Regions from separate parts of the Homo sapiens genome. Here regions 2 and 3 are each linked to region 1. Evidence: read pairs that join two places in POLR2A ChIA-PET (ENCODE). Cell type or tissue: HepG2. All regions are shown on one strand.

The links. Peaks named below come from ENCODE experiments on the same cell type or tissue, not always from the same donor. Only the 100,000 strongest peaks of a DNase experiment are listed, where the experiment ranks them.
Region 2: POLR2A ChIA-PET joins it to region 1 with 5 read pairs; 2 of 35 experiments call an interaction of 5 or more read pairs at or near these places.
Region 3: POLR2A ChIA-PET joins it to region 1 with 6 read pairs; 3 of 35 experiments call an interaction of 5 or more read pairs at or near these places.

What each region holds. Positions count from the first base shown.
Region 1 is chr20:44,299,164-44,307,163 of GRCh38, reverse strand. FITM2 (fat storage inducing transmembrane protein 2) reads left to right here. Exons shown (of 2, transcript NM_001080472.4): 2 at 1-4,324. The coding sequence ends at 539. Among named protein-coding and RNA genes, the nearest start is that of FITM2, 8.0 kb to the left of the region's middle. In HepG2, no CTCF peak of the experiment used is centred here; a DNase peak (open chromatin) is centred at 4,693; H3K4me3 peaks cover 944 bases.
Region 2 is chr20:44,407,580-44,415,579 of GRCh38, reverse strand. It overlaps HNF4A (hepatocyte nuclear factor 4 alpha), which reads right to left. Exons shown (of 10, transcript NM_175914.5): 4 at 1,780-1,886; 5 at 918-1,073. MIR3646 (microRNA 3646) reads right to left here and starts at 7,460; the gene lies at 7,377-7,460. In HepG2, no CTCF peak of the experiment used is centred here; DNase peaks (open chromatin) are centred at 569, 4,199 and 5,229; H3K4me3 peaks cover 311 bases.
Region 3 is chr20:44,431,006-44,439,005 of GRCh38, reverse strand. It overlaps HNF4A (hepatocyte nuclear factor 4 alpha), which reads right to left. Exons shown (of 10, transcript NM_175914.5): 10 at 6,161-8,000. Among named protein-coding and RNA genes, the nearest start is that of LINC01430, 16 kb to the left of the region's middle. In HepG2, a CTCF peak has its summit at 7,244; DNase peaks (open chromatin) are centred at 3,195, 4,645, 5,115 and 7,315; H3K4me3 peaks cover 685 bases.

The DNA.
Region 1 (8,000 bases):
CCGGCAAGGCTGGCTTGGTCCTGCGGCGGCTGAGCACCCTGCTTGTGGGCACGGCCATCTGGTACATCTGCACCTCCATCTTCTCCAACATCGAACACTACACGGGCAGCTGCTACCAGTCCCCAGCCCTGGAGGGGGTCAGAAAGGAACACCAGAGCAAGCAGCAGTGCCACCAGGAAGGGGGCTTTTGGCATGGCTTTGACATCTCAGGTCACTCCTTCCTGCTGACCTTCTGCGCCCTCATGATTGTAGAAGAGATGTCTGTGCTGCATGAGGTGAAGACGGACCGAAGCCACTGCCTCCACACCGCCATCACCACCCTGGTTGTGGCCCTGGGCATTCTGACTTTCATCTGGGTGTTGATGTTTCTGTGCACAGCTGTTTATTTCCACAACTTGTCCCAGAAGGTGTTTGGCACCTTGTTTGGTTTGCTGAGCTGGTACGGGACATACGGGTTTTGGTATCCGAAAGCCTTTTCCCCAGGACTTCCTCCCCAGAGCTGTAGTTTGAATTTGAAGCAAGATAGTTACAAGAAATAAAAGAGTAACAGAGGGGGGACAGAAGGACAATGGCTAATCTATTTTTCAAATATATATTTTGCTTAGTTATTTGGCTAAATTATTGATCCTACTTCAGAGGGAAAGTGTACCAGGCAGTTTTGGTGGGTGGTGCTGAAGTCTGGGGAGTGAGTTTAGTCTTCAGACTATTCTTGGCGACATCACCAGTGTTGCAAGCACCACCATTCCCAGTTAGGCACTTTTTGTCCCTGGTAAGACTTGACCTTTATCTGGAACACTCCTTTTGTCCCTAGAGTGGGGACCTAAGGCTCAGCAAAAGGGCAGAATCAGGAAAGCCTTTATGGTGTGGCTAAAGGAGTGGCCAGAGCCTTGGGACTCCTTTGCTGCCTTCTCCCTGGTTCCAGTTGTCTTTAGATTTTCACGGCTCTTACTGCTGTTACTTAACAGTATTTTCCAGCCAGGCATGGTGGTTCACACCTCTAATCCCTGCACTTTGGGAGGCCGAGGCAGGCGGATCACCTGAGATTGGGAGTTCGAGACCAGCCTGTCCAACATGGCGAACCTCGTCTCTTCTAAAAATACAAAAATTAGCTGGGTGTGGTGGCACATGCCTGTAATCCCAGCTACTCAGGAGGCTGAGGCAGGAGAATTGCTTGGACCTAGGAGGTGGAGGTTGCAGTGAGCTGAGATCGCACCACTGCACTCCAGCCTGGGTGACAGAGCAGACTCCACCTCAAAAAAGAAAAAACAAAACAAAACAGTATTTCCCACTGGTCAGTTTTGCATAGGCATCTATTTCAGGCAGGGTTTTTTTCTTTTTTTTGAGATGGAGTTTTGCTCTTGTTGCCCAGGCTGGGGTGCAATGGCCCGATCTCGGCTCACCGCAACCTCCACCTCCCAGGTTCAAGCGATTCTCCTGCCTCAGCCTCCCGAGTAGCTGGGATTACAGGCATGCGTCACCACACCAGGCTAATTTTGTATTTTTAGTAGAGATGGGGTTTCTCCATGTTGGTCAGGCTGGTCTCAAACTCCTGACCGCAGGTGATCCACCTGCCTCGGCCTCCCAAAGTGCTGGGATTACAGGCATGAGCCACCGCGCCCGGCTCAGGCAGGGTTCTTTATAAAAACAGCCTGATGCCTGAAGGACACTCTCTGGTTGTAATATTTGTTTCATCCATGAAGTGTTTAAATATTGCAACTGACTTGCGATTAGCCACCAAAACAGGCCCTTTTAGATGCAGTGCCTCTCCGACCAAGTATTGGATGATTCATACGTAATGGACTATGATCATTTTCTGTCCATGTTTTCTATTACTATATGCTGGTTTTTTTGGAGCAATAAGATTACTTTTTTTCTGTTCTATTTTGAGCGAATCCTTTACAGTTTTTGATAAGAACTGTGACATTTGTTCTTTGTTGATAAAACTCCTGAAAATAACTCACAAGGCCAGTGCTGCACTCTGGCACATGTAGGTTGTTTTGAGGGTTTGTTGGTTGGTTGGTTGGCTGGTTGATTGGTTGGTTGGTTTAGAACACTAATGTACTTGTTATGAACCAAACTCTGGTCTTACAGTCTTAAATTCCACCTCATGGGGCTGTTTTCTCTGTTAGCAATGAAACCTGGGCCAGGTGTAGTGGCTCACACCTATAATCCTGGCACTTTGGGAGGCTGAGGTGGGAGGATTACTGGATCCCAGGAGTTTGAGACCAGCCTGGGCAACATAGTGAGACCCTGGTTTCTATAAATAAATAAGATAATCAAACCAGAAAGCAGGCATTTTAGTAACAGCCTGTTGAATTTTAAGGTGAATCAAGGTAATTTTGCAGAATGCGTTCTTGCACCGAAATGTCCCTGACCACATATCAGTGGTATAGACTGAACAGTGTGCTTCAGGGTCATGTGCTGAGTGCACTGATCACTCTGCTGTGGCCCAGGGCATCTGTACCTGTTGGACAAGATTATGATAATTCAGAAGTGAAGTAAAATGCCTCCCTCTGATGGCAAAAAGCCAACCTGTTTGCAAAATCACCCTTATTGAAGGGTGGCATGGCTGTGGTCCCTCCCTCCTGTTACTTGCATCACCAACCAAACTAAACCAAACCATACCTGGGCCTGTTCAGCTGGACTTGAAATCAGTTTCCTTTTTCTCTCCCCTTTGCAGCACTTTTCAGTTTCCAGCTTTGTCATTCTGTGGCCTTTGCTGTGACAATGCTGGGAAGGGTTAGAAATCCTGTCACCTCCATCCACAAAGGCACAGTTCCACGCCCTGTGATAAGATATCCCCTCTTCTCTCCCAGACTGTCTCCTTAAGCCTTTCAAACTGAGCCCCTTGCTGTTGGGGTAATCACCCTTAAGGCCGCCTTGATGCCCCTCTCTCCAATCAAGTCCAATAGTAGCATTAACTGAGAAGCACTACACCTGACTGGCTTCACTGAAGCTTAAGTGGTTGAGGATGAATCTTCGGTGTAAAATCTTTTACTATAAGGATATATTTTAAATATTTCATATCCCATCAAGTTGGAGGTTAATTTTATCCATCACAATGAGTCATGATTTGTTGCACCCAAAAGGAGCAGAAACACAGGTGATGAGATATGGGAGGTGGCACCATGGTGCTTTGGAGGCGTTGGTAAGATGTGACCCTCTGTTGCCTATGCCCATAAACCAGTGGTGGGAGTGGCCATGGAGTAGATGGCAGGGGCTTGTTGAAGGGATTGAAAGCTCTCCTAGGCTAGGCATGGTGGCTCACACCTGTAATCCTAGCACTTTGGGAGGCTGAGATGGGAGGATCACTTGAGGTTGGGCCAGCCTAGCCAACATGATAAAACCCCGTCTCGACTAAAAATACAAAAATTAGCCAGGTGTGGTGGTACACGCCTGTAATCCCAGCTACTCGGGAGGCTGGGGCAGGAGAATCGCTTGAACCCAGGAGGCAGAGGTTGCAGTGAGCTAGGATCACGCCACTGCACTCCAGCCTGAGCGACAGAGTGAGACTCTGTCTCAAAAAAAAAAAAGGCTCTCCAAAGTGTCATGTTCAGCACCAAAAGGGAATAGGCACAGGGTGACCCCAGAAGTTCATTTGTGACACTTAAATCTCCAGATATTTATCCCACGTGGGTCTGATGCGGGCTCAGCACTAAATTAACTGTATGTGGAAAGTGTCAATTGCAGAGCCTTCTGTATCGATGAGGCTTCCGCCACTTGTCCATGCTTAGCCCCCTTGCCTCTTCCTTGGGAGCATGCTTTCTATTCCTATGTGAAACAGCCTGACATAAGTGAAAGGATTTGGGCTCAAGCAAACATGAGATGTGGGTTCATATCTTGGCACCACTCCTGATAGCTGTGTGATCATGGCAAACCTCGTTTTCATCGTCTGTCAGGTGGAGATGAAGAGAAATGGTGCATGTAAAGTGCTCAGCATCTGTGCTTAGCAGGCCATAGTCTCCCTGCCTCCTTTTTCTTGAGTAAGCCTTTAGAACTTTCTGACTCCTCTAGAGAAGGCAGAGAAACGAATATATTTTGGGTGCCATTTGGAGTCTGGGTCTTTTGTTAAAATTGTCCTGTATTATGTTGAAAAGTGTCGGTTACCCCCAGGCTCTGGGGGCATCTGTGATCATAGAATACTGCCATGCTTATTTTGCCTTTCTATGTTGAGATTAATTCACTGACGCCTCATTTTCCACGTGCATCTGTCATAGTCTGGGTACCAGATTGTATTTAGAGAATGGCTCTTGCCACTGTTATGTACACACAGATCGTGTGTGTAAACAAGCAAATTAAAGTAAACTGAGATAATGAAATCCCATATTTCAGCATTTTGTGTGTTCTTTTCTAATACTCTTAAGGAAGCGCAGAGCCCAATAAACCTCAGCGCACTTCGTGAAAGTAGGTAATTCTTTCTCAATTTAACTTGTCATATACGGGTTATTTTATGGCTAGAGTTGCTCCTGTTTTTCCCCGTATGTCTTGTAATATAAATGCATGTTCAGACATGTATTTATTAGCTTGACTTACTCCTTCCCTGTGTGCCACCTTCATGTCTTACAGTCCTGAGGTCAGGATCAGCCAGACTTGGGAGCAGTTCTCTTGGTAAAAAGTGAAGTAGGCCTCACAGAAGCAACACTGAAGAGCACTTTCAAAGTTTACTCAGATGAGGTCACCTTTGCAAGTGCTTTGTAGTCCTGGAGGCCTGTACACATGTGAGAGCTTCTTGTGCCTTTTAGTGCCCACTCGTTTGTCAGCCTGACCTGCTTGGCACGTCCAGGAAGTGTCTGTTGAAAGCTCCGTGGCTCCAGGATCAGAATCCCCTCCTGTTGCAGAACTTCCCTGTTCAGATTCCTTTGGCAGCAACAAACCCTTCTTGGGCTCACACTGTGAGCTGGGAGCTGGGGTGGAATGATAAACTCCCCTCCGCGTGGAGATTGTGGTTCAAAGTCCATCCTTTTGTAGCTTAAGCTGTGTGCTGGTGTTGCAAAGATGAATTTGGTCCATCTCTGCCTTGGAAGAGTTTTCACTCTCATGGAGAAGAACCAATCCTGCCATAAAGGGTTCTGAGTGCTGGGGCAAGGTCAGGGCCAAGAACATAAAGCAGGGAACAACCAGAGGCCCTGGAGAGTCAGGGAATATTTTCAAAGAAGGCAGCAATTCTTTGGGTTTTGATGGATGAGGAGGAGTTCAAGCAGTTAGGCAGAGAAGGGAATCCAAGGCAGTGGGGACAGCACACACAAAGGCTCATAGATATGTTACCATGATTTTTATGCGGACATCCATTTTCAAGAAGCCTCACTTTCCTGTCATTTTTAAAAGCAACTGAGATTGGAAGGAAGTTAGCCTTAAAGGACTGTGAGTGGAGATCATAGATACTCCCTGCTGTAACATAAAGAGCACTCAGTGCTGTGGTTTGAATATATTTTCCAAAGTTCATGTCTTGGAAACTTAATCCCCAATGCAACAGCATTGAGGTGGGACCATTAAGAGGTAATCAGGTTATGAGGCCTCTGGCCTCATGAATGGGTTAATGCCAGTATTTGGGGAGTGGGTTTGTTACCATGAGAGGAGCATCTTTATAAAGGATGAGTTTGTCCCCTAGCCCCCAAAATCTTTGGCCCTTTTGCCTTCCACTATAGGATGATGTAGCAAGAAGGCCCTAGCCAGATGCCAGCCCTTTGATCTTGGACTTCCCAGCCTCTAGAACTGTAAGAAGTCACTGTTCTTTATAAGTTACCCAGTCTGTGGTCTTGTGTTATAGCAGCACAAAATGGACTAAGATGCTCAGCTGGAAGTTAGAGCACCTGGCTTTGAGGTGGGTTCTGCTGCTGGTTTTTCCACTCTTTTGTGTGACCTTGAACTAGTCACTCAACATCTCTGGGTTTCAATTTCCTCCTGTAATAAACGATGGGGTTGGACTGGATAATCTCACCAACTCTTTGAATCTTTTCTACTGTTTCTCTGTTCTGCTTGATGAAAAGTTCTTCCCAAGCTGACTATGGCTTTTATTTTTGGAAACAACATGAAAAGAAACTCCCACTCAGAGCTGTTGTGGCAGCTGGTTTCTTGGTGAATGATGGGGGAAGCAGACCTCTGGGTGGACTTTGTTGCAGCCCTGCCTCCTTTTTCTCTACATCAACACACAAATGTAGTTCAGGCCTGGTTGCGCATGTTCACATAGGTTTAATGGACATGGGGAGCTGGACCTAATTCCCAGAGGAATAAACTGCAGAGGTCTTATTTATTTGTAATATTTATTTATTTATTTGAGACATAGTCTTGTCTTACCCAAGCTAGAGTGCAGTTGCTAGTGTCGGGTCACTGCAACCTCCACCTTCTGGCTTCAAGCAGTGCTCATGCCTCAGCCTCCCACGTAGCTGGGATTACAGGCGTGCGCCACCATGCCTAGCTAATTTTTGTATTTTTAGTAGAGACGGGATTTCACCATGTTGGCCAGGCTGGTCTCGAACCCCTGACCTCAGGTGATCCACCCACCTTGGCCTCCCAAAGTGCTGGGATTACAGCAGTGCGCTACTGTGCCTGGCCAGCTCTTTTAAAAAGTCTCAAAAATAAAAACATTTTTGAGAGCTGTCAAGAAGGTAGGTTCTGTTAGGAGAAATCCTTTACAGTTTAAACACCTTTAGAAACTGTCCCAGAAACCTCGAATACAGTCTCTGGGGAGTTTTAAAGTTGAACACACACAGTACAGAAAACAGGGATTCTCATACCTTAGGAGAAGGGAGGTAAGCTGGTCGCACCTGTTTAGATAGCAACCTAGCGTGTCCGTAATTGGTGGGTTCTTGGTCTCACTGACTTAAAGAATGAAGCCGCGGACCCTCGCGGTGAGTGTTACAGCTCTTAAGGTGGTGCGTCTGGAGTTTGTTCCTTCTGATGTTCAGATATGTTCGGAGTTTCTTCCTTCTGGTGGGTTCGTGATGTCTCTGGCTCAGGAGTGAAGCTGCAGACCTTCGCGGTGACTGTTACAGCTCTTAAGGCGGCTTGTCTGGAGTTGTTCGTTCCTCCTGGTGGGCTTGTGGTCTCGCTGGCTTCAGGAGTGAAGCTGCAGACTTTCGGGGTGAGTGTTACAGCTCATAAAAGCAGTGTGGACCCAAAGAGTGAGTAGCAGCAAGATTTATTGCAGAGTGAAAGAACAAAGCTTCCGCAGTGTGGAAAGGGACCCAAGCGGGTTGCCACTGCTGGATCGGGCAGCCTGCTTTTATTCTCTTATCTGGCCCCACCCACATCCTGCTGATGGGTAGAGCCTAGTGGTCTGTTTTGACAGGACGCCGATTGGTGCGTTTACAATCCCTGAGCTAGACCCAAAGGTTCTCCACGTCCCCACCAGATTAGTTAGATACAGAGTATCAACACAAAGGTTCTCCAAGGCCCCACCAGAGTAGCTAGATACAGAGTGTCGATTGGTGCGTTCACAAACCCTGAGCTAGACACAGGGTGCTGATTGGTGTGTTTACACACCTTGAGCTAGATACAGAGTGCCGATTGGTGTATTTACAATCCCTGAGCTAGACATAAAGGTTCTCCACGTCCCCACCAGACTCAGGAGCCCAGGTGGCTTTACCCAGTGGATCCCGCACCGGGGCTGCAGGTGGAGCTGCCTGCCAGTCCCACGCCATGCGCCCGCACTCCTCAGCCCTTGGGTGGTCGATGGGACTGGGCGCCGTGGAGTAGGGGGCGGCGCTCATCGGGGAGGCTCGGGCCGCACAGGAGCCCATGGAGGAGGTGGGAGGCTCAGGCATGGCAGGGCTGCAGGTCCCGAGCCCTGCTCCGCGGGAAGGCAGCTAAGGCCCGGTGAGAAATCGAGCGCAGCGCCGGTGGGCTGGCACTGCTGGGGGACCCAGTACACCCTCCGCAGCCGCTGGCCTGGGTGCTAAGCCTCTTATTGCCCGGGTCCGGCAGGGCCGGCCGGCTGTTCCGAGTGCGGGGCCCGCCAAGCCCACGCCCTCCCGGAACTCCAGCTAGCCCGCAAGCGCCGC
Region 2 (8,000 bases), 110 kb before region 1:
TCCGAAGCTGAGAAGGTGGCCCAGCCCAGCTCCTCTTCCCCAGATGGGTAACATCTCTTTGGAGGCCCAGGGGTGCTCTGGGCAGGAGCTTCATAGGTGGCATCTCCGAAATTCATCTGTCCTCAGACACACGCCACCTTCCTTCAACCCTTTCTTCCCCCTAGGGACATTTCAGTATTCCAAAAAAATGTACGGTGGGAAATATGATGCTCAGTTCAATTGTTTTGGTGGGAAACACGATGCTGAGTTCAATCGTTTTGGTGGGAAACAAGGAAGAAACTAATGTTTAGGGAGACCAGCTCTGGTCTGGCCACTGTGCAGCTTGCCCCATCACCTGATTTTTGTACTTTTCAGACACCAATGTCCTCAATCCTCCCAACCACACTCTAAAGTGGATATTATCATTTCCACTTTACAGATAAGAGAACACTGAGGCTCAGAGAGAGGAACTCATTTGCCCAGGATTAGGCAGACAACCAGTCTTAGAGCCATAGCTTAAGCCAAAATCTCCTGATCCCTGTCCTAGGGTCCCTGTCAACATCCCCCTGGGAGAGCCTCAGGTACAATGGTCAGGAGCTTGGACTTTGGAGCTTCCTGCCAGGTTCTAATCCCAGCTATGCTGGATAGTAGCTATGTGACCTTGAGCAGGTTACTTAACCTCTCTGTGCCCCAATCTCCTCACCTATGAGATGGCAGTAATAATAGTACCTTAGTACCTACCTCATAGAGTTGTTGGAGGAGCTAACTGAGTTAATATTTGTAAGGTGATTTAAAGTTTCAGACACGTGTGTGCACTACATATTTTGTTAAATAAAATAAAATCAAGCCAGTCCACGGCTATATCCCAGGTGGGCCAGCAGCCCCCTGGCTGCCCCGCCCACTGCCCACTACTGCCCACCATCCACGCCCATCCTCACCTGGTCGTCCAGGGGGAGCTCGCAGAAAGCTGGGATGTACTTGGCCCACTCAACGAGAACCAGCAGCTGCTCCTTCATGGACTCACACACATCTGCGATGCTGGCAATCTTCTTCGCCCGAATGTCGCCGTTGATCCCGGAGACGGGGGAGGTGATCTTCGAGAGATACAGGGAAGAAAATGCTGGAGATGTCCGGGCCCTCCCGCACTCTCTGTCCCCTGCACAGAGCCCCCTCCCTGGAATCAGATGTGGGGAGGGGGCTGGATAGTGGGTGCCCTCCAGCTCTGAAGGAAGCTCAGGGTAAAAACGGAGGGAGGGAGGAGGCAGGGATGAGGGAGAAGGGCTCCCTCTGTGCCTTCACCTGTTACCTGCCCCCTGCCCCCTCCTCTGTCAGCTTTAGAGCCCCAAGGAGTCTGTCAGCCTTAGAGGAGAAGCAGGGCAAAAAATCATCATCCTTTTCTGACAATGAGGCAACCATGGCTCAGAGAGGTGCTGTGACTTGCCCAAGGTCACTCAGCAAGGGAAGGGCTGGGCCCCACTTTGCCACCTCTCTCCACTGAGCCACTGCTCTGTTCTCTCGGAGCTGAGCTGATCGCAGGCCCTCAGTGAAGGTGAAGACTCTGCTTGGCCTGTGGGATGCAGGCAGTAGGATGAATTAGAAAGTGCCCCAGGGCGCCAGGTTCGATTCCTGCCCTTGCTGCAAACTGGGCCATGTGAAACCGGACTCAGTGTCCCTTCTGTAATATCTGAGGCCCCTCCCGTCAGCTGCTCCAGGGCCTGGCTGGGGAGAATGGAGGTGGAGGAGGTGAGCTCCTCTGTAGTGTGGGGGATCCCTGGGTGGGTGGCAGGATCACCCCGGTACCTGTCGGGACAGGACCTCCGCCTGCAGGAGCGCATTGATGGAGGGCAGGCTGCTGTCCTCATAGCTTGACCTTCGAGTGCTGATCCGGTCCCGCTCATTCTGGACGGCTGTGAGGAGGCACAGAGAGGTGAGGAGGGAGAACAGGGATGGAGTAGGGGGTGGGGGTGTCTGTGACTGATGAGGAGTGGGAGCAGGAGGTGGGGGGTGTCCAGAGAACAGGCCCACATCAGCATGTGGAATGAGGGGAGATGGCCTCTAACTCAGCTGGTGGAAGAACTTTCCACATATCACAACTGCCCCCAACACAATGGAGAGGCTATAAGAGTGATCCACCCATCAGCAGGGGCGCGCAAGACAGTGAAGACTCGGCTATGGGTTTAAAATTGGTCTTGAGCATTGAGGAGGGGATCTGACTAGCTTAAAGATGTTCAAGCTCTGGTCTACAAAAGGGTCCCTTTCTTTCCAAATGAAAGTGAGTAAAGCAAGCAAAACAAATTACTCTGGGTGACAAGGAGATGGCCTGGGGATTCCTGAACAAGAGGATCTGGGGGCTCCAACTGCCTTGATGGTTTTGTCCATCAGCAGGAGCTGCATGTACTCCAGACTAACCTCAGCATCAGCAAGGCCAGGCGCTGTCTCCCTCCCTCCCACTGCTGCTCTGTTCCAGGCACTGAGGGATCTGGAGCCTACGCCCACCGGGGCCCCAGGCTCCACTGCCTGCTCCCATCTGGGTCAGTCCTGGCCTGAGATAGAAGATGATCCTTCCACCATCCCGACAGTGGATGGGATAGCCCTTGGAGTCCAAGAGGCCTCACTGTGGAATGAGGCTTGGCTGATTCAGAAAGGAGGGAGGTTGAAGCTGCACCAGACCCGGCTTCCTGTCTGGAACCTGCCACTCTGTGTGCCGGTGGCAATCGCAGCCTCTCTCTGGGGCTCAGTTTCCCTACCCGTAGGCATTTCCCTGCCAGCCGGCTCCCTGCACTCTTTCTCGTCTCAGGGACTGGCATCAAGCCTGGCCACCTTCCTTGGCTTCCCCTCACACCCCAGTGCTGTCGTGATCCTGACAAACAGACCTGCTGCTCCCTCCCTGCTCCCAGGCCCGCTGTCTCTCCTGGATTAGATCAGCCTCCTCCTGGGCTCTGCTTCTGCCTTGCGCCTGCAGTCTGTGTTCCTCTCAGAGACAGAGGGATCCGTTCAAGTCATGTCGCCTGCTGCTCAAAACCAGTGCCTTCCAACCTCACAAGTCCCCAGGGCCCTTCCTCTCCTCTCGGATCGCACCTTTTACCGGCTTCCCCCTACACACTCTGTCCGCGAAAACCCGCCTCCCCACCTGGACGCATCCGCACGCTTGTAGGCTGCTGTGGTCACTGCCTGGGGTTCCCTTTCCTGCACAGCGCAGCAGCATCTTCATTTCACTCCTGCCTCTGCACAAATGTCGCCTTTCAGACACCCTCTCCAGCCACCCTGTCTAACACAACATGACTCCCACCCTGGCCCTGCCCCCCATGCTTTATTTTTCTTCAAGTCACTTATTGTAGAATTATTTGTTACTTCCTTTACTATCTGTCTCTCTCTGAGAAGGAAAGCTTCAGAAGGCCAAAACTCCATCCCTCTAGTTCACTGCTGTAGTCCCAGCCACCAGAACAGGGCCTGGTTCACAGTAGGTACTCAATGAATATTTGTGCAGTGAGAGAACGAAGGCATTGGAAGAGACAAGCTCTAATTCTTTTTCTTTTTTTTTTTCGAGATGGGGTCTCATTTTGTTGCCCAGGCTGGACTGCAGTGGTGCAATCATAGCTCACTGCAGCCTCAACCTCCTGGGCTCAAGCGATCCTCCTGCCTCAGCCTCCCGAATAGCTGGGATTATAGGCGTGTGCCACCACGCCTGGCTAAATTTTTTTTTTTTTTTGAGAGACGGGGTCTCATTAGGTTGCCCAGGCTGGTCTCGAAAACCTGGCTTTAAGTGATCCACTCAGCCTCACAAAATGCTGGGATTACAGGTGCGAGGCACCACACCTGGTCATAAACTCTAATTCTTATAAGAACCCTATTTCTCCAGGGAACATTGACACCCCAGCTATTCAACTTTCTCTTGATGTTGACACATTGTTAAAATCAGAGAATAAAAGTCAAATCCTTTGCACTTGAGCCCGGGAGTCAGTGGATAGAACAGAAGTCCAGAGGCAAGCAACCTCCTCTCAGACCACCATGTGGACGGGGCCAGCTCAGAGCACGGCTTCCCTGACCGGGCCGTCCACCCCACCCGCCCACACCCCTCCCACGGCAGCCTCCTGCCAGCACCCGCACCCACCCATCAGGGCGCCGAGTGGCCGGCGGGCGGAATGAAAGGGCTGCTGTCAGCAGCTGCGGATAGGGCTCCTCAAGGTTAGGCGGGCGTTATCAGTGCCCGGCGCGAGCTCAGTCACGGAATGATGTTTTCCAAATGTTTGCTCAGTATTAGCAGGGTCGGGGACCTAATGTAACTTCTATTGAATATTAACCGACCTGGGCAGAGGCGGAGAGGTGATGAGCCTGTCTTCCCAGGGAACTCCTGGGTAGGGGGCTGTGGGGAGCAGGGCAGGGGCTTCCGAGGAAGGCCTCTTCAGATGGCCCCTGGCCCATCACCTACGCTCACCTCCTGCAACTCTGGGTCCGCTTTCTGGGCTGGGTTTTTGATGCCAGGAGCCGAATATTTGTCCTGGGCCTGACAGCTTAGGCCAAGGCAGGTGTCTGTCTCCCTGGCTTTCGGTTGCAGGAAAGAATTCTTGACCTGCTGTTGGCCCACTGACCCCCAGGGTTCTCCCTGGATTCTTTGGCCTTCCAGGGAGCCCCTTCCAGCCATGGTGGACTATCCTGTGGCAGAGACTTATAGGCCCATGAGACCTGAAGCCCCTCTCTGTGGTCGAGAGAAAGTTTCAGCCATCTAGATCAAGAAATGTGCCTCCCAAGCTGATCACTGCAAGTTTCACTCCAGGGAGCTTGGTGTCTGCTCAGCTCTGGGGAGCCTGAGTTCTAGACCTGACTCCACCCCTGACCCGTCACATCACCTCTCTAGCCTCAGTGTCCTCTTCTGTAAAGTGGGGAGCAGGTAGATTTGATGACCTCTTATAGACTCAGCTGGTCTTGAAATCCTACCTTTCCAGCTCACACTTTCTGGTTCTCAGGGACTATTTTAGGGTTTCAGTCCTCAAATTCTCCTAAGGTCATCAAGAAAAAGAAATAAAAACTTGTCCCAACTCTCCTGGCCAGTGAGACTTCCACCGAGACTTTCTTTTGGCTTTGGGAGCTTCCCAGCAGGCTGAGGAGGGGTGGTGGGGCCTAGAAGACAGGCACAGCTAGGAATACCCTCATTTCCTATGGCTTGACCACAGTGGCAACTGAACACTTTGTCACTCTGGCCCGTTCTCAAAACAACCAAGTGACTGCATGTGTCATGATCTTCCAGGTAACCCAGGCATGTAAACAAACACTAGCATCGACTAACCCACGCTCACTCGCCATCAGCCAACTCTCCTATCCTCCGGGCAGCATGTCCGTTTCCCTGGGCCAGGAAGCAAGCAGCTATTTTCAAGGCTGAGCTAAGGCTGAATGGTCTGGGGCTCTCATCCCCCTTCCAGGAGCCTAGTAAGGGGTTTGCTGGCTTTGCAGCAGCTCAAGAAAGGGCCAGGGGCCGGGCGCAGTGGCTCATGCCTATAATCCCAGCACTTTGGGAGGCCGAGGCGGATCACCTGAGGTCAGGGGTTCCAGACCAGCCTGGCCAATATGGTGAAACCCTGTCTCTACTAAAAATACAAAATTAGCCAGGTGTGGTGGCACATGCCTGTAATCCCAGCTACTTGGGAGGCTGAGGCAGGAGAATCACTCACACCCAGGAGGTGGAGGTTGCAGTGAGCCGAGATACTGCCATTGCACTCCAGCCTGGGCAACAAGAGCGAAATTCCATCTAAAAAAAAAAAAAAAAGAAGGGACCAGGGAACAAACACACCCATCCTAGTGGGCAGTGTGACTTGTGCAGGTAGGTCAGGGAGTGAGGAGCGAGACTCATAGGGCTGAAGGGTTCATTATCCAATGTCCTCATTTTATAGATGGGAAAACTAGAGCCCAGAAGAGACAGAAATGTCCCTAAATTACACAAGTGAAAATGACTCTGGATGTCTAATAAAAGACATTTATAACAACTGACCACACGCAGGACCAGGCCACACGCAGTGGAGGTGGGTAGCCATCCACTCAGGAGGGCTGCCAACCCCTCTCCCATCTGCCTGTCACAGACCTGAACTTTCACTGTGAGAGAGCTGTTCTCTCAAACACAGTGCCCTCTGGATGACACCTATGAGGAATCATAGTGCCTAAAATCTTAGGCTTTTGGGATAATGGAATCACTGACTAATACAACCACAGAAATGTTGGAACCTTAGACTGTAGTTCTCAATCTTTTTCTTGCCTCCAACTGTTCACACATGCATCAGGTTCCCATTCATAATCTTTCCCAGTCCACAAAATGGAAGTTGAAGTGGATGAGACAGGCTTAACCCCATTGAAAACTGGGTTTGGGAGAGGAGGGAGTATTTGCAGCTTAAAAAGCCCCTCTTGCCCTTGGAGAACCACTGATATCTAGATGTTAGAATTGCAGCGTTCAGAGCAGGCCTTGGGGACCACCCACTCCTGCATCGGGATCAGCAAGCCCAGATTTTCCAAGACAGCTCATGAGCCCAGACTAAGGTCCCATAAGGATGAGACATAGAAGATATTTCCAAGGGAGGGGGCAGAGAAAACAGGGGGCCAGGAGCAGATACAGGGGAAAGAGAGTCTACCAAAGCCTCCCCTCCCCTCCTTCTCAGTGGGCCCTGGAGCAAGCTGGGTCCTACGTTCCTGCTTCTGGGGTGTGCTGGGGTGATGGGGGTGAGGGGTGTTTGTACCGAACTAGCAGGACTAGACCAAGGTTTGGCTGGTACGGCACAACTGTGGGCTAGAAGGGAAGGTCTGGGACTAGTCGCAGAGCTGGGAAAGGTTGAGTTTAGAGGAGCAGGAAATGAAGAGATTCGAAAATGAACTCGTTACTTTTTTATTTTTTTTGAGAGAGTCTCGCTGTCTTGCCCAGTCTGGAGTGCAGTGGCATGATCTCAGCTCACTGCAACCGCCTCCTCTTGGGTTCAAGCAATTCTCCTGCCTCAGCCTTCCGAGTAGCTAGGACTACAGGCATGCACCACCACGCCCAGCTAATTTTTTTGTATTTTTAGTAGAGACGGGGTTTTACCATGTTGGTCAGGATGGTCTCGAACTCTTGACCTCAAATGATTTGCCTGCCTCGGCCTCCCAAAGTGCTGGGATTACAGGCCTGATTCACTGCGCCTGGCCTCAAGTTACTTTAAAGCAGTTAAAAGATTTTTGCTTCCCTTGCTTGGGCTGAAAACAATTTTAAATGTCCCTGGTATCTGGAGAGCATAAAATAATAGACAGTGCTGAAGTGTGGTCCAAATAGCAGAAGCTCTGGGACTTCAGATCTTCCAAGGATCAGTTGTGGGGCCCTAGGCAAGTTGCTTAACCATTGTGGGCCTCAGTTCCTTCATCCACAAAAAGGGAGGAATTGTAATAGGTTCAATGGGCTGGGCTCATTTCATTTTCACAACATTTTCCCATATAGGGTTGTCATGAAAATGAAATGAACCCAACCTACTGAAGTGTGGAAAAAGCACAGCCCAGTGACTGATACCTGCTGGTAGCAGGAAGCCTGGCAAGACCTTAATAAATGTTGTGCTCTGGTCTTCTCCTCCTTTGTCCAGGATGGGTCTGGGGTCTTGTTCCCATTTTCTAGAATGTGAAGACTTTGGAGATCACGTGATACCCACGAATGAATACTAAGGGAACTGGGGCATTTGTCCCTGGGACCGGAAGCTCAGGCATCGGGCTCCTCTGGCTGTCCCTTTTGTAAAGTTGGGATAGTGAGTACTCAGATGTTTGCAATATCATTCTCTATGCTTGTCCTAACGTTCGAAATATTATATTAAACACACACACACACACACACACACACACACACACAACGTGGCTGCTTTGTGGTGGCGCAGACAGGCAGGCAGGGGTGGTGGTTGCTGGGAGCCTGAGGAGCCAAGAGTGGGAGCTTATCTCTCTGAATCTTTCTCAAGACCAAGCCCAGCCGCTCCCTATGGTCAGATTTCCAGGCCCTCCCTCTTCTCAGCCATTAGCCAGTCACCCTGGGG
Region 3 (8,000 bases), 130 kb before region 1:
AAAGTCTCTTGGATTGGTGCTTTTCTCTACTCCACTGCCACCATCTTGTTGTAGACATCACTACCTCTCACCTGATCCAGTGCACTTGTGTCTTCATTGGTCTCCCAGCTTACAGTTGCACCTCTTCGTCTGCCACAAAGCAGCCAGGGTGTTGTTTTAAAGATACAGATCTGGCCAGGTGCAGTGGCTCACACCTGTAATTCCAACACTTTGTGAGGCCGAGGCGGGTGGACTGCTTGAGCTCAGGAGTTCAAGACAAGCCTGGACAGCATGGCAAGACCCCGTCTCTACTAAAAATACAAAAAAATAGTTGTTGGTGCCTGTGGTCCCAGCTATTCAGGAAGCTGAGGTAGGAGGATCACTTGAGCCCAGGGGGCAGAGGTTGCAGTGGGCTGTGATTGCGCCACTGCACTCCAGCCTGGGTGACAGAGGGAGACCCTGTCTCAAAAAAAAAAAAATATATATATATACACACACACATATATGTATAAATATATATATATACATATGTATAAGTATATAAACATACATACACACATATGTATATAAGTATGTTTACATACGCACATATGTATATATGTATGTAAACATACATACATATATAATATATATAATACATAAACATATATAAATATATAATATATAAACATATATAATATATAAATATATAATATATAAACATATATAATATATAAATATATAATATATAAACATATATAATATATAAATATATAATATATAAACATAATATATAAATATATAATATATAAACATATAATATATAAATATATAATATATAAACATATAATATATAAATATATAATATATAAACATATAATATATAAATATATAATATATAAACATATAATATATAAATATATAATATATAAACATATAATATATAAATATATAATATATAAACATATAATATATAAACATATATAATATATAAACATATAATATATAAACATATATAATATATAAACATATAATATATAAACATATATAATATATCAAATATATAATATACAAATATATAATATATAAATATATATAAATATATAATATATAAATATATAAAATATACATAAAATATATAATATATAAATATATAAAAATATATATAAAATATATAATATATAGATATATAAAAATATATATAAAATATATAATATAAAATATATATAATATAAAAATATATAATATAAAATATATAAATATATAATATATAATATATATAAATATATGTATCTTTATATACATATATACAGATCTGCCTACAACCTTCACTGCTCTCAAACCTCCAGTGGGCCGGGCGTGGCGGCTCATGCCTGTAATCCTAGCATATTGGGAGGCCAAGGCGGGTGGATCACTTGAGGTCAGGGGTTGGAAACCAGCCTGGCCAACATGGCGAAACCCCATCTCTACTAAAAATACAAAAATTATCTGGGTGTGGTTGCATGCTCCTGTAATCTCAGCTACTTGGGAGGCTGAGGCAGGAGACTTGCTAGAACCTGGGAGATAGAGATTGCAGCGAGCCAAGATCGCGCCATTGCACTCCAGCCTGGGTGACAGAGCGAGAACCCCTCTCAAAAAACAAACAGAAACCTCTAGTGGCTTCCTTTTCCCCGGAAGAAATTCCATACTCCTCTGTCCAGTATTTGAGGTCCCCACCACTTGTGTGCGGGCCAGCTGTCCTAGTGAGTGAGCTTCCAGAAGTGGATGAGGGCTTCCAGTGGAACTGGGGGAAGTTTTAGAAACATACTGGAAGGTATTAAGTGATATTGTCCCCAAAGTCTGTCCTTTACAGGCCTTTTCTGAAAGCTTTAAGGAGAAAGTCTCCATTGGGTACGTGTATGCCCGTAACATCTCTGTAATATTTGTCAGTTTTCCTTTTTAATACGAAAACAAGAGCAGAGCTTTCCCTGGGGCGATTCCACCTGGCTGCAGCTGAAAAACATTGTTTTCTTTTCACTAATTTTGCAGTCACCTCTTATTTACGGCAAATGATGCTGGTTTCCTATTTATGTCAGTGACCTGAAGTTTAAGGGGAATCATGTTGAACTGATTTAATGAAAAATAAGTAATGGAAGTTACAGCGGTCCTTGGGCATGGAGAGGTCAAGGTGGCCTGTGCACGAAGGTTGGAAAATGCCAGCCCTCGTCTTGCCCCCATGCACAGAGTTCCCGCTGCCTCCTCCCACTTGCTGCTCAGTCCTCAGCCTCGAGCGCACTTCTGTCTTGCCTCATTATTGCCTCTGAATCGTCCCTCAAAGCATACACCACTCCCTGAGTGCAGTCGCCTCTCCCTCCCTACCACCTCACCAGCTGTCACGTTCACCCCTTTGGCTCTTAACTGCTTCTAATTTTCGCCTGTCCATATGAAAACTGAAAGCTCTGGGAGGGAGGCGCCTCACGCTATTGCTTCTCCATAATCCCAGGGTTCCCGGCACAGGGCTCTGCCCATCAACATTTGTCATGAGATGAGCTTTCCACCATTCACACTACTTCTGTGCCCACCACGCAGTGATGGAGTCACCAGTGTCTTCCTCGAGGCCTCATATTGGCCCCTGGAGTCAGACAATGAGCATCAGATCAGCGGCCACACCAGGTATGGATTGGTGACCAGCTGTGTGTGGACCTTGGGCAAGTCCCTTCCTCTCTCCTCCTGAGCCTGTTTCCTCTTTGTTGTTGTTGTTGTTGTGGCAGGGTCTCAAGCTTTTGCCCACGCTGGAGTGCAGTGGCATGATCTCGGCTCACTGGAACCTCTGTCTCCCGGGTTCAAGCGATTCTGCTGCCTCAGCCTCCCGAGTAGTCGGGACTACTGGCACATGCCACCACGCCTGGCTGGTTTTTTTTTTTTGTTGTATTTTTAATGGAGATGAGGTTTCACCACGTTGGCCAGGCTGGTCTCAAACTCTTGACCTCAGGTGATCCACCTGCCTCAGCCTCCCAAAGTGCTGAGATTACAGGCGTGATCCACCATGACCGGTCTTGTTTCCTCATTTGTGAAACAGAACCACAAGAATGACAGCCTCAGAGGTTGTTGTGGGAATTAAATTATGTCCAGCCATGTTTGGCAAAGAGGAAGAGCCCAGTAAATGTCCTTGGCATCATGATTTGGTGTCTAACTCCACCATTGTCAAACAGCTGCCTGGGATCCTGTGATTCAGGCCTCTGAGATCACATCCTGGAATTTACATATGATACGTGGATTTGAGAAGTGTAGCTCAAAGGTTATCTGGGTTCCACAAATGAGGAAGTAGGACGATTTCACCAATTTGGGATGACAGGCCATTCACACTGCATGAAACTTTCTTTGGATCTTCAAGCAGCCTGTCACCCAGGGTCCCTTCTACTTCTGGTCCCCACTCTGAGCAATGATGGAATGATGGAATAAGAAGCTTCTAGTAGCATGGCTTGGGGAAACAACTTTTCAGAGGTGCTAAAAAGAAGTCAGCCTGGGCAACATAGCAAGACCTCATCTTTACTAAAAATAAAAGAAAAAAATAGCCAGGTGTGCTGGCACACTGTACCCCAGCTACTCAAAAGGCTGAGGCAGGAGGATTGCTTGAACTCTGGAGGCAGAGGTTGCAGAGAGCTATGATGGCACCACTACACTCCAGCCTGGGTGACAGAGTGAGACCCTGACTCAAAAAAAAAAAAAAAAAATGAGGAGCCTTAGAAATTCCAGTTTTTTTCCATTGTTTTGTAGCAGAGAAAGAGGTTTAATTGTAGGGCCACCAAACAAAGATGTAAGAGGAAACCTCAAATCTGTCTCCCCGAGAAGCTTGAGAATTGAGAATTCCTTTTTTTTTTTTTTTTTTTTTTTGGAGATGGAGTCTCGCTCTGTCACCCAGGCTGGAGTGCAGTGGCATGATCTCGGCTCACTGCAGCCTCCGCCTCCTGGGTTCAAGCAACTCTCCTGGCTCAGCCTCCTGAGTAGCTGGGATTACAGGTGTGCACCACTGTGCCCGGCTAATTTTTGTATTTTTAGTAGAGATGGGGTTTCACCATGTTGGCCAGGCTAGTCTTGAACTCCTAATCTCAGGTGATCCGCCCACCTTGGCCTCCCAAAGTGCTGGGATTACAGGGGTGAACCACTGTGCTCAGCCAAGAATTCCCATTTCTTAATCAGGCTACCTGGGTGGTGGAAGCATGGGCTCAGGTCTTGGCTGGGGTCTCTAGCTGTGTGACCTTGGACAAGTTTCTTCACCTTTCTGAACCTCAGTTTCATCATCTCTAAAATGGGAATTTTACTGTCTGCCACCTGAGCTGATGCTGTTTAGCAACTGAAGTAGAAACCAAACCTAAAGCTCCGGCTGCCTGCGCTGAGATTTGAGATTAACCAGGGCAAAGGGCTGATGAGGTGGAGGATCCAAGGGTAGAGGAATTTATGGCAGCCAAGGGTTTATGGTTTTGATATGGGTTTATTAAGCACAATTTAGGACTGAAATAGTCTCCTCTGGCCTCCACCCCCCCCCCCCCGCGCTTGTCCCCGATGGCGGCAGCATGAACAAGGCCTCCGTTGCAACGTTATCGAAAACATTTCCTGGTGCTGACTAGTGGAGGGAAGGCACAGGGGAAGGCGGGAGCGGCCCTAGGGATCAGGTAGACAGCGAATGGGTGCTCTGAAGCCTGGAGAGTTTAATGGTTAACTTCTCGCTAAAAAGGGGCGCATGAAGAGTTCACTTGTACTCCTCATGTAACGGGAGCTCTCACAGTTACTGTGATCTCATTCCATTGAATCCTGACATCTGCCCTGGAGGGAGATATCATTCCCACTTTACAGATGAGGCTCGGAGTGGTGGAGTGACCTGCCCAAGGTTACGCTGATCAGCAAAACGTGTGCTTCCCAGACCAGAACTTTTGTCCCCTCCCTTAAGGAAGAGGTGAAAGGATCGCCCTGCTCTACCCTCATCCCCAAGGAGGATGTCCCCATATGTAGGCATCCCATGGTCCAGCCATTGCCGAATGCTGTGGTGTGCTGGTGAATGTTAACAACGGGCTCTCCAGGAACAAAAGCCCGGATTTGTAGAGTTTGCTAGTCCTTGTGGTGTAAACACTCCGGCAATAACCAATTTCAAGCTATCAGTGTGGCACTGGCAAACATGGAGTTGGGAAGAGAAGCTAACAGTCAGTTCTCACAAGCCAGCTCCAGCACAACCCCGAGTGAATGGAACGCTGTGGTCTGTGGTGACCGAGACACAAGGCCACCCTCCTGTAATAGTTTAGCCTTGGAGAGAAGCCCAGTGGCTACAGATCTGGCTGGAGATTCTCAAGTGCATCTCTTGCTTTTATTCTTTTTACTTATTATTTATGTTTTGAGACAGAGTCTTGTTCTTTCATCCAGGCTGTAGTGCAGTGTTGCATTCATAGCTCACTGCATCCTCGAACTCCTGGGCTGAAGCAATCTTCCCACCTCAGCCTTCAGAGTAGCTGGTACTATAGGCACACACCACTATACCTGGCTAATTTTTAAATTTTTTGTAGAGATGGGGTCTCCTTATATTGCTCTGGCTGGTCTCGAACTCCTGAGCTCAAGTGATCCTCCCGCCTCAGCCTCCCAAAGTGCTGGGATTACAGAGGTGAGCCACTGTGCACAGCCTTGTTCTAGAAAAAAAAACAAAAAACAAAACAAAACAAAACAAAAAAACCACTTGCTTTTATGAAATGTCCCCACAGCTACTCATCTTCCATTGCTGGCAGATTGAGGTGACCCAGCAAAAGGTTCTGTCTTGAACCTTGGTGGAGGATGACAGACCCTTGGACCCTCTTGCCATTCTTCCAGATCTTGCCATTGCACTCTCCCCTCATCACTCCCCTCTTCAAGAAGGGGGATCAACTTTCACTCTCTCGATATACTAAGTACTTGGAATCAAGAGACCAGGGTTAGATGTCCACCTCTGCCTTCCAAGAGAAGTCACTTCCCCCAAGCCTCAGTCTCCTCATCTGGAAAGTGGGAGTAATCATGTCTAACTGCTTACCTCTTGATGTGAAGACTGAAAAATTATAATGGACACAAAAACATTCTGCACATCACAAAGAACTATAAAACTATTCTCATTCTTCCTTTAAAAAAAATTTTTTAACCCCCAAGTAGAACCAGAAGATTCAGTCTTATTTCTGATACCTGAAAGAAAAGATACTTATCCAAGGACTTAGAAAACATATGCGCCATTTATTTTGTTTTATAAACTTTTGTTAAAACACAGAAGAGTAAGAAATGTTTTTTGTTTCTTTGCCCCATCAGGCGGCAGTGATGGGGGCTCAGGGGTCAGCGCAAGACCTAATGACATTCACACCCACAGAAAGATGTGGGTCGTTCTGATGGGACCCAGCCCGCTTTGATAATTGCTTGATGTAAATTTCACAATTCATCTTAATCAGGGCAGATCACAGAAAAATTTGGCAAAAGTAATTGGCTTGGTAATGACAAGAAATAGAAGAGCGTTCATTTCTGACCCTCTCCTCTCCTCTGTCCACTCTCAGGAGAGCCATGCGGATTTTTAGAAGCTCCTGAGACCCGCCTGAAGATCAGGGTGTCTTGGTGGGGAAATTGTGCCCACGCTTGTCCCCCCAGCAACCCTCTGTTTGTCCATCAGATTTTATGTTTTAGGACCACAACTCAAGTAGCCAAAAAAAAAAAAAAAAAAAAAAAAGAGAGCGAGAGATTTTCTAATATCATGTCAGCTTAGAGTCAAAAAAGTAAACTTTGTTTTGTGTTTCTCACATTACAATAAAGTTATTAAGGTGGAATGGGTTTCTCCTCCAGAAAGGGGTAGATTCCCAGCAGAGAACTGACCCCCTGCTCCAACAGATTGTTCCCATGAAGGGCCACTGTTGCCCACGGCACTCCATGGGACATTCTTATCTCAACCTTTCTCCCAAGACAGAGGTCTGAGCAACGCTGGAGGGAGGAGGTGGAGGAACACAGTGGGAATGACCACAATGCCCAGAAATGGTTCCAGCCTCCCTGCCTTACCGCAGACCAGGCTGAGCCGTCTGGCAGGGATTTCAGGGGCACTTGAGTGAGGTGGTGGGGGAAGGCTTGGGAGCTCTGAGCAGGGCACAGTCTCCGCTGGGATTGGGGGCTTGGCTGGGACTGCCGTAGGGATGTGGTGATTCCTCCCTGACACATTGCCCCAATACTTCTCCACGCCTCTTTCTCATAAAAAACAATCACTAATGGTGGGATTTCTGGGCACTGGGGCACTGCCTCCAACCACTCAGAGGGGTCAGTGTTGAGCAGGGGGCAGGAGTCGGTCCAACAGTTTCCCTCCTACCTAATCACACCTCCAGCCCCATAACACATCCCTTTTGTTCACACTGGTCAGTGGCATTTTCCAGAATGTCCTCAAAGCCACCAAGATTCCACATGGATGACATGCTGGTCGCTCCATCCTGGGGTCTAATGCTTCCAGAATGCACCTGGAGTGACGGTCTCCGGAGCAGCCCTCAAACCCAGGCCTGCTTAGCCCTCCCCTGCCCCCACACTGTGCACACTGTCCCACCCCCATGCCAACAGGCCAGATGAGCCTGACTTCCAGGAAACAGACCCCTGCCACCCCTCCCCTTGACTTGGGGAGTGAAGAGAGAAAAGCTGTCAAGAGTCATGAATTCTCCTTAATATTTATCAGCAAACAGGATGCTCGACCCTAAGTGAATTTTAGTGCAGCCTCAGGCCAATCTTGGTCCTGGGAGTGGGCAGGGTTCCCAGAAGAACGAGTCTGGTTTCTGAGGCTGTAGAAGGGAGCCGGAAGCCCCTCAACTTGATCACGGTGAGAACACAGGGAGCCTTTGGAGAAGCTATTCAGCCACTGTAGTTAAGAGCTCCTGTTCTGATCCAGGGAGACCTGGGTTCAAGTCCTGACTCAGCCACTTCCTAGTTGTGTGAGTTTCAGAAAAAAAATCACTTCACCTCTTAGAACGCAATTTCAGCTTCTGTAACAATCTCTAGGTTAGGAGGGAGTGGGGCGGGTGAGGGCGGGGAGGGAGGAG